Regions from separate parts of the Homo sapiens genome. Here all the other regions are linked to region 2. Evidence: chromatin contacts called from ENCODE Hi-C or POLR2A ChIA-PET data. All regions are on one chromosome and are shown on one strand. The core of a region is the stretch at or near the end of the contact, and the rest is flanking DNA. Distances in the headings are between cores, read along the strand shown. Region 1 holds the start of NXPH4 (neurexophilin 4). Region 2 holds the start of ATP5F1B (ATP synthase F1 subunit beta). Region 3 holds the start of ARHGAP9 (Rho GTPase activating protein 9).

Region 1 (3,870 bases), core at 1,007-3,506, 570 kb before region 2:
TCAGATACATAAACACATCCTGAGGCTCACAATCTCATAGCACACTCAAATGCACTCACAATCACAAGCACACAGAAACACACTCACAAACCCCAGAGACTCATACAGACAACACATGGGCCCCAGCACACAGATGCACCAGAAACCCCGGGGTATACATGTGCATACGCCACACTCACAAGTGCACAGAAGCACACACAGGTATTTGGACACACAAACACTCATATACCCACACCTCCCCGTGCAGTTATACATATTCACACACCCGCAGTGTGTACACATGTAAACACATTCTCACATGCACATAAGCTGGGCTAACCAGCAGATCCACTCTCCCTGTTGACTCCAACACGGAGGCCCCACAGCTGCAGCTCACACACACACACTCAGATAGATCCCATTGCTCATATCCTCACGCTCACTCTCACTCAAGTCTCCACCAGATGTTTCATTCCCCCTCAGGGGGCAAAGGAAATTAAACCAGATCTGTCCACAGGGGAGTTTATTTGCCTGGGAGAGTGGAGATGAGGTGGGAGGAAGTGGAAAGGAGGGGCAAGAGAATGCCATACCTACCACCTCTTGACCCCAGGCCTTCACACATGGGTGGGTGGGTGGTAGGGCACAGACCCCCCCCACTCCTCCAGTTCACTAAGGACAGAGTTGGGCAGCAAGTCCCTAAGAAGCTCCTGCTAGTGGAAGCAGTTTTCATGGAGGGGCTCCTCTGCCTACCGTGCAGCCCCTCAAGGTCACCAGGTGGGGCTGGGAGGGCCAGGGAGCTCTAATGCTAGCTTCACTGGGGCAGCCCCTGCCCTGCTGGGGTTTGCCAAATGTGATTTGGCTGAGCAGGCAGAGGTCCAAGTGTTGGGGGAAGAAATACACCCCTTCTAGACTCTACAGGGGCTGAGGGTACAGAGAATGAGGGTTTGGGGAATGACCTGCCTGCCCCCAAACTAGGTAGGTCACAGTTGGGGGTCAGAAAACAGGGAAGCCATAGGCAGGGGAGGCTGGTAGAAGGAAAATGGGGGACTGGGGCCTGGGCCCCCATTGCGGGCACACACCAGGGGCATAGGCAGATGGCTGCACTGTGAGGCAGGCACTGACACTCACTCATGCAAAGCCAACACCACACACCACACCAGTATACACATGTACCCTCGGCCCCAGTACTGGACCAAGCCTGGCTTCCCTGGACACATGCACACAGGTGCACACGGTGACCCACGCCCTCCACCCAGCACATATGAGCACAGCATGTTCGCAGGTTGAAGCCTCCAAGTCAGGAAGGAGGCAGATCAAGTCTGAGCTCCCTTAGCCTCTGGCTCTTCGCCCGAGAGCCTCAGGGAAAGAGGCCTTGGAGTGGGGTTGGAGGCAGGGAGGGCATGGGAGGAGAGACTCCCCTTCCAGACAGCCTCCCCCTTCAGTGGGGCACGAGAGGGGGGTGTGTCTGTGAGGTCGTGCAGGGGAGATGGTGTCTCCGTGGGAAATGTGATGGGAGGCTGGCTGTAGCCAAGTTCAGCCGTGTCTGCCTGAGTCCGTGTGTGCGTGTGTGCTCGGGCCATGGATGCTCCCGACACAGAGCCCACCTGGCATGGTGACAAGTGCAGAGAAGAGAAATGGGAAGGCGGGGGTGGAGGGGTGGAAGGACAGACAGACAGTGAGGCAGGCGAGCGAGACTGGCGCGGAAAGACGGCAAGGCTGACACCCTGCTGGCTTGTCTGTCTGTCTCGCACTCCCGCTCTGTCTGGCGCACTCGCGGGTCGGGCTTCGTCCCCTCCCCCGCCGCGCCTGAAGTCGGCTGCAAGGGGGACCTCCGCCCGGCACCCTCTCCAAGCCTCAGCCAACTTGCGCTAGGAGAGTGCCCGTCCTGAATCGGGCAGTCTGTCTGTCCGCTTCCCCCGCGCCGCGCAAAGTTGGGACGCTCGGAGCTGGGGGCGGGGCGGGCGCACGGAGCCCCTCGCACACTGGGACCTTCGCGTCCCGGAACCCCGCGCCCGCGCTAGCGCCCCAGCCCTGCCACTCTTACCTTCCTAAGGAGCCACGGGCCAAAGAGCAAGAGGAACCATTCCGGGAGCAGCCGCATCTTCTCTGGCGGCTGAGCGGGGCAGGCTGGGCGGGTCTCGGGCAGGCGGGAGCCAGGCCTAGGGACGCGGGGCTCCGGGCGGGCGGCGGGGCGGCTGCGGGAGCGGCGGGAGCGGCGGGAGCGGCGGGAGCGGCGGCGCGGCCCGCGGACTGGGCGCGAGGCGCGGAGCCGGCGCTGGGGGCGGGGCGCGGGCGGGGGAGAAAGTTGGGTCTGACTCCGCGGGCGGGGGGCGGGGCTCCGCGGCGCTCCAATCCCGGCCGCGCCCCGCGCGCCCCCTCCCGCCCAGCTGGGGGCACCGAAGGTGACTTTCACACCGGCACGCCCCGGACACGCCCCTGGCCCAGGTGCGAAGCGGAGGGGGTCGAGGGGCTCAGGCACTGGTCCCCCGAGAGGCCGCGTCTGTGCGCCCAGGAGGAACGGGGCAGGGCGTGGGGCTCTGGGCTCCGGGCCCGTGCACCTGGAGTGGGGGCGCCGCGGAGCCCAGCCGGACGACGCTCTCCAAGCCCCGGGCCTCTGCCCTGTTCAGGGCCAAGGTGTGTCGGGGCAGGCGCAGGGCAGGGGCCGAGGTGGGGACGGGCGGGGCCTCGGGCGGCTGCCGCCGCGCGATGCTGACGGGGATGGATGGGCGCCCCGCGGCTCATTCGGCCCGGAGATGAGAATCATTGATCACGGACGGAAACCCCATCACGTCTGTCAATAGGGCTGACAAACGGCGCCCTCCGCCCCGTCCCCGCCTCACCGCACCTCTGCGGTCTCAGGACCCCTCGGCTAGACCGGCTGTTCACCTTTGCCCCTGGCCCCCACCACTGACCCCCACGAGGCCCAGTGCGCCTCTGCATGGGGGCTGGGCAGGAAATCCCTCTCAGCGCCGCCTGCCTGGCCTCTTGGTGCAGTCTCTGTTCCTCCCCTCCCGCCGTCCCATCTTTCACCACCAGCTCTTCTAGATCCTTGTCCCCATTCCCTATCTCTGTCCTTGTCTCTGTCCCCAGCCCCAGCTCTCTGCCCCCATCCTCTTCTCTGTTTCTTCCTCGGTTCCCTCCTCCCCACTGCCTCTCTCTCTCCTGCCCGGGTGGTTTCAGCTGTCAGCTGTTGCTATGCACTGAGGCTGTGGCTGAGGTTGTGGTATGACCAACACCTAGACAGAGATAGGGACAAGCAAAGAGACTGAGAGACAGACACATCCCTTGAGAGCCCACCCCAGGGATGCACGCAGATGCCTTCACGGGGACAGGGCACACAGAGCGAAATACAGAGACAGGCGCACACCTAGCGGCACCCCAACACACAGAGGAGCACAGCAACAGAGGTGAGCACACCTGCACCCAGACGAGCACACCCAGACAGTTGCTCAGTGCGCTCACCCTCTCTTTGTCTTGGCAGAGAGCAAACACCCACAGAGGTGGACACACACACTGAGACATACACAGGTGTATGCTGTCACTGGCAGCCCAGAAGACAAGTGGGGGCACATACAAAGAAATGGACAGATAGATATGGGACGTGACAGCCACACACACGAGTCAGGAAAAGGACCGGTGCTGAGAGGACGAGGCAGATTCAGAGACACCCAGGGAGACAGGCAGAAGCCAGGAGGCAGGAACCTGGGTGCCGGGGTGGGGGTGGAGAGGAGAGAGGCAGGAAGGGGCAGAAATGTTCAGGCTCAAGGCCAAAAGGCCTTGAGCCAGAACCCTGAGCCCACGTTCCAGGCACGGGGGCTGCTTCAGTAGTAGGTGGGAACAGTGGGCACACCTAGGCGTAGGCTGTCCAGGACAGAAGCCCATTACCAGGGT
Region 2 (3,907 bases), core at 757-3,256:
CCATGGAATGATTTCCTAGTTGCCAAACCCAAACCCAGAGGATTTTTTTCAGCCCTAATTTTTTTTTCTTCTTTTTTATTTTTCTTTTTTTGTTGAGACAGGGTCTCACAACGTCAGCCAGCATGGAGTACAATGGTGCAATCTTAGCTCTCTGCAACCTCTACCTCCTGGGCTCAAGCCATATTCCCATCTCAGCTTCCCCAGTAGCTGGGACTACTGGCACATGCCACACCTGGCTAATTGTGTGTCTGTGTGTGTGTGTGTGTGTGTGTTTATTTTTTTACATATTTTTTAGAGACAAGGTTTCACCACGTTGCCCAGGCTGGTATTGAACTCCTGGGCTCAAGTTATCCACCCACCTCGGCTTCCCAAAGTGTTGGGATTACTGGGCTGGCCGTGCCCAGCCCAGCCCTTTTTACTTATTTTATTATTTATTTATTTATTTATTTTTTATTATTATTTTTGAGACGGAGTCTCGCTCTGTCACCAGGCTGGAGTGCAGTGGCACGATCTCAGCTCATTGAAACCTCCGCCTTCCAGGTTCACGCCATTCTCCTGCCTCAGCCTCCTGAGTAGCTGGGACTACAGGCGCCCGCCACCACGCCCAGCTAATTTTTGTATTTTTAGTAGAGACGGGGTTTCACCATGTTGGCCAGGATGGTCTAGATCGCTTGACCTCATGATCTGCCCACCTCGGCCTCCCAGAGTGCTGGGATTACAGGCGTGAGCCACCGTGCCCAGCCTATTTTATTTTATATATTTATTTTATTTTTTTAGAGAGTCTCACTCTGTCGCCCAAGCTGGAGTGCAGTGGCGCTATCTCGGCTCACTGCAAGCTCCGCCTCTCGGATTTACGCCATTCTCCTGCCTCAGCCTCCCAAGTAGCTGGGACTACAGGCGCCCGCCACCACGCCCGGCTAATTTTTTGTATTGTTAGTAGAGACCGGGTTTCACTGTGTTAGTCAGGATGGTCTCGATCTCCTGACCTCGTGATCCGCCCGCCTTGGCCTCCCATAGTGCTGGGATTACAGGCGTGAGCCACCGCGCCCAGCTAATTTTTGTATTTTTAGTAGAGACGGGGTTTCACCATGTTAGCTAGGCTGGTCTCGAACTCCTGACCTCAGGTGATCCACCTGCCTCGGCCTCCGAAAGTACTGGGATTACAGGCGTGAGCCACCGCTCCCAGCCTACCCTAAGAATTTCTATTCACATTTCATAGCTGAGGTCTCTCAGCTTCCTTCAAGGTGGACAATTCTGTATCTCTAGGTGACCCAATTTTATCCCCTCGTCTTTCGTGCACCCAGTTTATGCTAACCAGGAACCATCACATTATTGCATTGTTTGTTCACCTGGACCTTAAAAGGAAGGTTCTTAGTCTTATTTATCTTATTATTGAGTCTCCTCAATGCCCTGCTAAAGTACTGGTTACATTAGTTTATTTCATTTTAATAGGTTTAAATGATAAAGATCCTGTCTAGGTTGCTAATCTGTGCAATCGCCTGGGAGCTTGCAATCTCACTACTTCGAGAGAAAAACCTTATTTTGGCTCTAAAGAGGGCTCCTGACTTCGCCACGCTCACCTTCAGTGGTGCTTCACCGCACTACCACTTCCCTAACCACCGCCCCTATGGCTGTCACCTAGATCAAGGACCTATCTAAGGAGAAAGCCCAAGGACAGGCAAAGACAGGCCACGCACTTTCAACAGGAACTCGGCCCCTTTCCTAAACGTAGTTCCTCTGATTACCCTGTCCAACGGACGTCGCTATGATCCAATTAAGTTTTGAGGCTCAGAGTGACGCCCTCTAACCTCACACTGTCCAATAAAAAAAGGAGTTTCAGATTAGCACCAGTTTTGACCAATGGATGAGAAGATCAGCGTGTATTAACCTGTAGAAGCAGCACAGAGAATGATGAGCAGCCAGTTCACCCAATGGACCTGCCTACTGCAGCGTAGGCCTCGCCTCAACGGCAGGAGAGCAGGCGGCTGCGGTTGCTGCAGCCTTCAGTCTCCACCCGGACTACGCCATGTTGGGGTTTGTGGGTCGGGTGGCCGCTGCTCCGGCCTCCGGGGCCTTGCGGAGACTCACCCCTTCAGCGTCGCTGCCCCCAGCTCAGCTCTTACTGCGGGCCGCTCCGACGGCGGTCCATCCTGGTAAGTGCTTTTCTCTAGGAGCTAACGTTCCATTTTGCCGCCCCATGACCTTGAGCCGGGGAACGATGGTAGCTCGGGCCTAAGGGATCCGTGGTGTTAAAAGGATGCCTGGAGCCGCGTCTTGCTCTCTAATGGCTGGAGAACAAGAATGGGACACCCATAGGAGGTTTCTTCGACCCAGCTCTGTCCCATTTTGTATAAAGTCCTTTGTGTGACGGAAAAGGTGCGGGCAGGTGCGTTGACCTTCCGGTTGAATAGGGGTACTGAACTCTCGAAAAATGGGGTCTTGTGCATGCGGATGGGAAGGCTGTGCAGGCGCTTTATCGATCGCTGCGCGGCCTTCCCTCTTGGACACGCGTTCCGTACAAGCGGAAAGAGGCCTGACTTCGGCTGAGTTTTCCTCTCCTTGTGTGTTAAGTCCTGGCTTCCGATGACCTTTAACTGGCCTGACCCCAGCTCCTTCCAATATCTTTTGTCTGTTAGTCAGGGACTATGCGGCGCAAACATCTCCTTCGCCAAAAGCAGGCGCCGCCACCGGGCGCATCGTGGCGGTCATTGGCGCAGTGGTGGACGTCCAGTTTGATGAGGGACTACCACCAATTCTAAATGCCCTGGAAGTGCAAGGCAGGGAGACCAGACTGGTTTTGGAGGTGGCCCAGCATTTGGGTAAGTAGAGTTTGTTAGGAATAGTAAAGACCTTGTGTAGCCCAAATATCCCCAAAACCAAGCTGTCTGCCTTCTATGATGATTTTATCAAAATGACTTTCGTTCTTCTGAGTTTGCTGAAGCCACATTTAGGTACTGAGAAGGAGTCTTGGTCGATTTAGGTCTTGATACCAATTTATCCTTATGTATAACCCTGCGATGCCTGTATCTAACAGGTGAGAGCACAGTAAGGACTATTGCTATGGATGGTACAGAAGGCTTGGTTAGAGGCCAGAAAGTACTGGATTCTGGTGCACCAATCAAAATTCCTGTTGGTCCTGAGACTTTGGGCAGAATCATGAATGTCATTGGAGAACCTATTGATGAAAGAGGTCCCATCAAAACCAAACAGTAAGTTGCTCTTATTGCATCTATGCACAAAGGAACTTCTGTTATTTGCAGTTTTACACATTAAGGTGACATGTTCTCCTAAAGCAGAATTTTTCTTCTGATACGTTCGATTATTAAAATCACACAGTGCAGTTTCACCTGAAGAAATTAGGATGCAGAATTTCTGATTGACAAAAGCCTACTACTTGAGGTTTTTTTTTTTGAGAGGGAGTTTCGCTCTCGACTCACTGCAACCTCCACCTCCTGGGTTCAAGTGATTCTCCTGTCTCAGCCTCCTGAGTAGCTGGGATTACAGGTGCATGCCATCATGCCCGGCTAATTTTTGTATTTTTAGTACAGATGGGGTTTCACCATGTTGGCCAGGCTGGTCTCGAACTCCTGATTTTGGGTGATTCCCCCCCCACCTCGGCCCCCCAAAGTGCTGGGATAACAGGCATGAGCCACTGCGCCTGGCTAGTTGAGTATTTTTAAGACTCGGTCTTATGGCTTAGGTTTAGGAGTCTCCAAAACTTGTAGGTTTTTGTATTTGCTATTGCTATGTGAGGGAATGCTGTTAGGTTAAGGCTCAGTAAAATGAAAAATTTATGACAGTTAAAGTCAGGGAATGGGATTATTGTTTCCTAAGATAATAATTTTCTTTATTGCAGAAAGTTGGGTTAGATCCTAGATGATAGTTTATCTGATTTATGTAAGAAAGG
Region 3 (4,295 bases), core at 714-3,213, 830 kb before region 2:
GGAAGGTCATTTCTCATGCCACAGACAAGGAACTGCCAGAAAGGTAAGAGGGATACCAGCAGAGTGTTTGTAGGAGAGAAAGGTCAATTGTGTTGCCTGCTACTGAGATGTCAAGCAACATAAGGATTGCATAAGGACTGCAGGATGCTCAGGCAAGGTCGGGGGTGACTCTATTGAGGAGTGACTTTGAAAAGGTGGCGGAGTGAGGGGACAGGAAATGGAGATCCCCTCTACAGTGTAGGCAACTCAAGAAGTTCGACTGTAAAAAGAAAGAGAGAGGCTGGACTCGGTGGCTTACGCCTGTAATCCCAGCACTTTGGGAGGCTGAGGTGGGCAGATCACGAGGTCAGGAGTTCGAGACCAGCCTGGCCAACATAGTGAAACCCTGTCTGTACTAAAAATACAAAAAAAAATAGCGGGCATAGTGGCAGGCGCCTCTAATCCCAGCTACTTAGGAGGCTGAGGCAGGAGAATCACTTAAACCTGGAAAGCGGAGGTTGCAGTGAGCAGAGATTGTGCCACCGCACTCCAGCCCAGGCAACAGTGCAAGACTCTGTCTCAAAAAAAAAAGAGAAGAAGAAAGAGAGAGAGACATATATATGGTGGTACCTGGAAAGCCCAGTAAGGGGAGGTTTGTCTAAAGATGGGAGAGACTTGGATATGTTTAAAAGTGAATGCGACGAAGCTAACAAAAACAAGCTAAAGTATAGGAGAGAGAGTTTCAGAGAAGGCAAAAAAAGGGTGGATTCAAGCACTGAACACCAAATGAATAAATAAGTGAATAAATGGGTGAAATTAGTCACTATTTTGGAAGTGGGAAGGAAGAGTTGAGGGGTAGGATTCTCCATGTGTTGAAGTGAAGTAAACTAGGAAGATCACTGAGGCAGAAGCCCAGTACTAGCCACCCAGCCCTCAGGGGAAGAGAGCTGGCTCTCTGATATCACCAGTGGGGAGGGTCATTCGCTCCTTAACCCACCTCTCCAAACCCAAACAGAAAGCCTCACATTGTGCAGTGGAGAAGCTGAGAGAAGAGGAAAAGAGGAGTGGCCAGGTAAGGCAGAAGCAGAAGTGTGGGTTTTAAAGTGCTGGTAATCCAGGGAAGGTCACTTCCCACCTTCCACCAAGGAGAAGCTGGCATCAGTCCCCTATCTACCTGTCATAGCGTCTTGCATTACTTGTCCATTGTTCCTGATTCAATTGTAATTATTAAGTTTATTGTGTCATTAGTTAAGGTCTGTCTCTCCTTAAGCTCCAAAAGGGCTCATTCCCTTCTCTCATCTCCAGTGCCTGACACTGCTCCTTGCACGCAGGAGGCACTCAATCAATCCTTGATAAAAGCATAAATGAGGCCGGGCGCAGTGGCTCACACCTGTAATCCCAGCACTTTGGGAGGCTGAGGCGGGTGAATCACCTGAGGTCAGGAGTTCTAGACCAGCCTGGCCAACATGGTGAAACCCTGTCTCTACTAAAAATAAAAAAACTAGCCAGGTGTGGTGACAGGCACCTGTAATCCCAGCTACTCGGGGGACTGAGACAGGAGAATCACTTGAACCCGGGGGGCGGAAGTTGCAGTGACCCGAGATCTCGCCATCACACTCCAGCCTGGGGGACAAGAACGAGACTTCGTCTCAAAAAAAAAAAAGCATGAATGAACCCACACACTAAAGTAGCTCCTGCCTCAAGAGGCTTGTGTGTACAGGACAGTATCAAGGCTTCTCAGCTCCCAAAATCGTGTCCTGGATTGGGAGGGTGGTGATATTTCAACTCTGAATCCCTCTGTGTTTCTCCCACTTTGTCTTTCTCTCTGATTTGGTCTTGGTATTTATTTGGCTTTCTGTTTCTCTGTCACCATGTCTCTCTGAGTCTGCACAGGAAGCACGCAGCTATGGTCTGAGGTGACTGGTAACGGAAACATTGATGCTTGCATAAATTTAATAAAGAATAACACACATTTTTGTCTTTGTCATTAACCTTGTGTCTCCCTGTTTCTGTCTTGAACCTGATTCTTTCTTCTTATCTCCTTCCTGTGTCCACCTCAAGACTCCCACCACTACCCAGGACCAACTCCTGCTCCTGAATCTTCTGATGGGCCCCACAAGGTACTTGGAGGAAAACTACTGGCCTAGGTCATCTCCTCTAATTTCCTGCCTTGCTGGCCATGCAGCCCTGCTGACCACATCCTCTCTCATGTTACTTACATACTTCCTCACCAGACACCACCAGGAGTTCTCAGCCCCCAAAACCTGTCACCGATCCTCACCAGGCTGTTTGCTCTACCCTCTCCCCCAACTCAAGGGCTCCCGTCCTCACCTCCCTGCAACACTGCTCCTAGAACCATGTCTGTCTACCTGGAGACAGCCAGGCCTATTCCCTTCTGGGTCTCCAGTGTCCCTTTTTCTCACAGGTGACAGTGCTGGCTACAATGCTATCCAGCCGGTGGTGGCCAAGTTCCTGGGGGATCCTAGGGCTGGGCCCCCGAAGCCCTCCTCGGGGATCCCAGCTCTGTGCCCTCTATGCCTTTACTTATACTGGGGCAGATGGCCAGCAGGTGTCTCTGGCTGAAGGGGATAGGTTCCTACTGCTTCGAAAGACCAACTCCGACTGGTGGTTGGCAAGACGCCTAGAAGCTCCCTCCACCTCTCGACCCATCTTCGTCCCAGCAGCCTATATGATAGAGGAATCCATCCCTTCCCAGAGTCCAACTACCGTCATCCCCGGCCAATTGCTCTGGACTCCTGGTGAGTAAGCGCTAAGCCCTCTCCCTTCACCTTCCTACCTCCCATCACCTTCCTACCTCCCTGGCTTCTGGGAATTTTGGGGAGGTCCCCCTCCCTCAAGCTTCTGCTAACCATCTTCTCTTGTTTTTCTTTGATCAGCCTACCTCTTGCCCCCGCCATGGCATCCTCATCCCACTGCCTGTCCTCCTAGTCCTAAGGCTTCTAGGTCTCATGCCATTTTCCACATCCTCCCTCTGCCCTTCTTGTCTTCCCTGTGAGTTCCCAAGATGAGGGACCCAGTTACAACAACACCTCTGATCACCTGCCACCCACCCTCCCCTTTTCTGTTTCCAGGGCCGAAGTTGTTTCATGGTTCCCTGGAGGAGTTGTCTCAGGCCCTCCCAAGCAGGGCTCAGGCTAGCTCGGAGCAGCCTCCTCCACTTCCCCGCAAAATGTGTAGGAGCGTCAGCACTGACAATCTGAGCCCCAGCCTTCTGAAGCCTTTCCAGGAAGGACCAAGCGGAAGATCCCTCTCCCAGGAAGACTTGCCGTCAGAAGCCAGTGCCAGCACAGTGAGTCACAGCTCTTCTGAGCTGGGCCCTGTTCTAGGCACAGGACAGACAGCACCTCTGTCTTCAGGGGACTCCCCTGGGGATGACAAACACAAAAACAAATAAATAAGATAACGCTTGGTACTACTGATAAGTCTAAAGGCAAGTTAATGTGGTGGAGAGTGGCTGAGGTGGTGCGGGGAGACATCTGTGAGGTCACGGCATTCAGTTGACTCTGAGCAAGGAGGAGAAAGAGGCAGCCGAGAGGCAAACTGGGTAGGAGGTGAGAAGGGACAGTAGGTACCAAAGGCCCTGAGGGGACAGGGCACAGGGCGCAGTGGAGGCACTGAAAGGCCAGCCCTGTGCTCTTCCTTCCTCCAGACTCCTAGCCCAGGGCAGGGTTTTTCTGTGTTCTGCTTGCCTGATAGGCTACAGCAGGTCTCCTCTAGAGATGTGACTTGCCCAGCCCTTCCCTCTCTTTCTTAACCGTGGGTGGAAAGGGGCTCCTCTTCCCTTCTGTAGACCCTTCTCTGTCTTCTTTTACCTTGCAGGATGTGAGGGTGGGGCACCCCCTTCAACATTCCCCCCACCCCACAAAAAGCCTGTTCCCCTTTCCTGTGGCCCTGAGGTGGGGGTGGGGTGGGGGAGGCGGGAAGTTGGCAACAGGAAGTGAGGAGAAGAGCAAAGAAAACTGTGAGAGAGAGAATTTTTAAAAAGCAGCTGGGGCCTGAGGTTTCTCCCCCAGTACCCTGGGTCACCTCAGCCCAGAGCTGGCGGTGAGAAGACAATGGGGGAGGGAGCAGGAGGTGGGAAGGCCAAGAGAAGCATGGGAAGGGCAACAGGCAGAATGACCACCTCCTTCTTCCCCCTTTTCTGGCAGGCAGGCCCCCAGCCCCTCATGTCAGAGCCCCCTGTGTACTGTAACCTGGTGGACCTTCGCCGCTGTCCTCGGTCCCCACCCCCAGGCCCTGCATGCCCCCTGCTGCAGAGGCTGGATGCCTGGGAGCAGCACCTGGACCCCAACTCT

The links. A loop is a pair of places that touch in the nucleus more often than their neighbours do. ChIA-PET counts read pairs that join two places held with the same protein, here RNA polymerase II (POLR2A). Pooled maps may share reads with other maps.
Region 1: a loop to region 2 is called in a pooled map, with 2.8 times the contacts of the local background. The contact joins the promoter of NXPH4 here to the promoter of ATP5F1B in region 2. A Hi-C loop is called at or near these places in 1 of 168 maps with a recorded cell type or tissue (naive thymus-derived CD4-positive, alpha-beta T cell), 7 of 37 single-sample maps with no recorded cell type and 8 of 50 pooled maps. POLR2A ChIA-PET finds 5 or more read pairs at or near these places in 2 of 52 experiments (GM12878 and WTC11).
Region 3: a loop to region 2 is called in a pooled map, with 4 times the contacts of the local background. The contact joins the promoter of ARHGAP9 here to the promoter of ATP5F1B in region 2. A Hi-C loop is called at or near these places in 3 of 37 single-sample maps with no recorded cell type and 12 of 50 pooled maps. POLR2A ChIA-PET finds 5 or more read pairs at or near these places in 2 of 52 experiments (activated T-cell and naive thymus-derived CD4-positive, alpha-beta T cell).

What each region holds. Positions count from the first base shown.
Region 1 is chr12:57,215,180-57,219,049 of GRCh38, reverse strand. NXPH4 (neurexophilin 4) reads right to left here and starts at 2,256. Exons shown (of 2, transcript NM_007224.4): 1 at 2,024-2,256. The coding sequence starts at 2,080. RefSeq lists enhancers at 996-1,602, 1,603-2,211, 2,359-2,858, 3,856-3,870 and a silencer at 2,234-2,693.
Region 2 is chr12:56,644,083-56,647,989 of GRCh38, reverse strand. ATP5F1B (ATP synthase F1 subunit beta) reads left to right here and starts at 2,006. Exons shown (of 10, transcript NM_001686.4): 1 at 2,006-2,153; 2 at 2,637-2,819; 3 at 3,035-3,209. The coding sequence starts at 2,027. It overlaps SNORD59A (small nucleolar RNA, C/D box 59A), which reads left to right and starts at 2,889; the gene lies at 2,889-2,963. RefSeq lists enhancers at 1,489-2,197, 1,919-2,248, 2,198-2,908.
Region 3 is chr12:57,477,534-57,481,828 of GRCh38, reverse strand. It overlaps ARHGAP9 (Rho GTPase activating protein 9), which reads left to right and starts at 1,963. Exons shown (of 18, transcript NM_032496.4): 1 at 1,963-2,099; 2 at 2,405-2,738; 3 at 3,072-3,289; 4 at 4,149-4,295. The coding sequence starts at 2,423. RefSeq lists enhancers at 1,550-1,639, 1,810-1,859, 3,380-3,429, 3,790-3,989.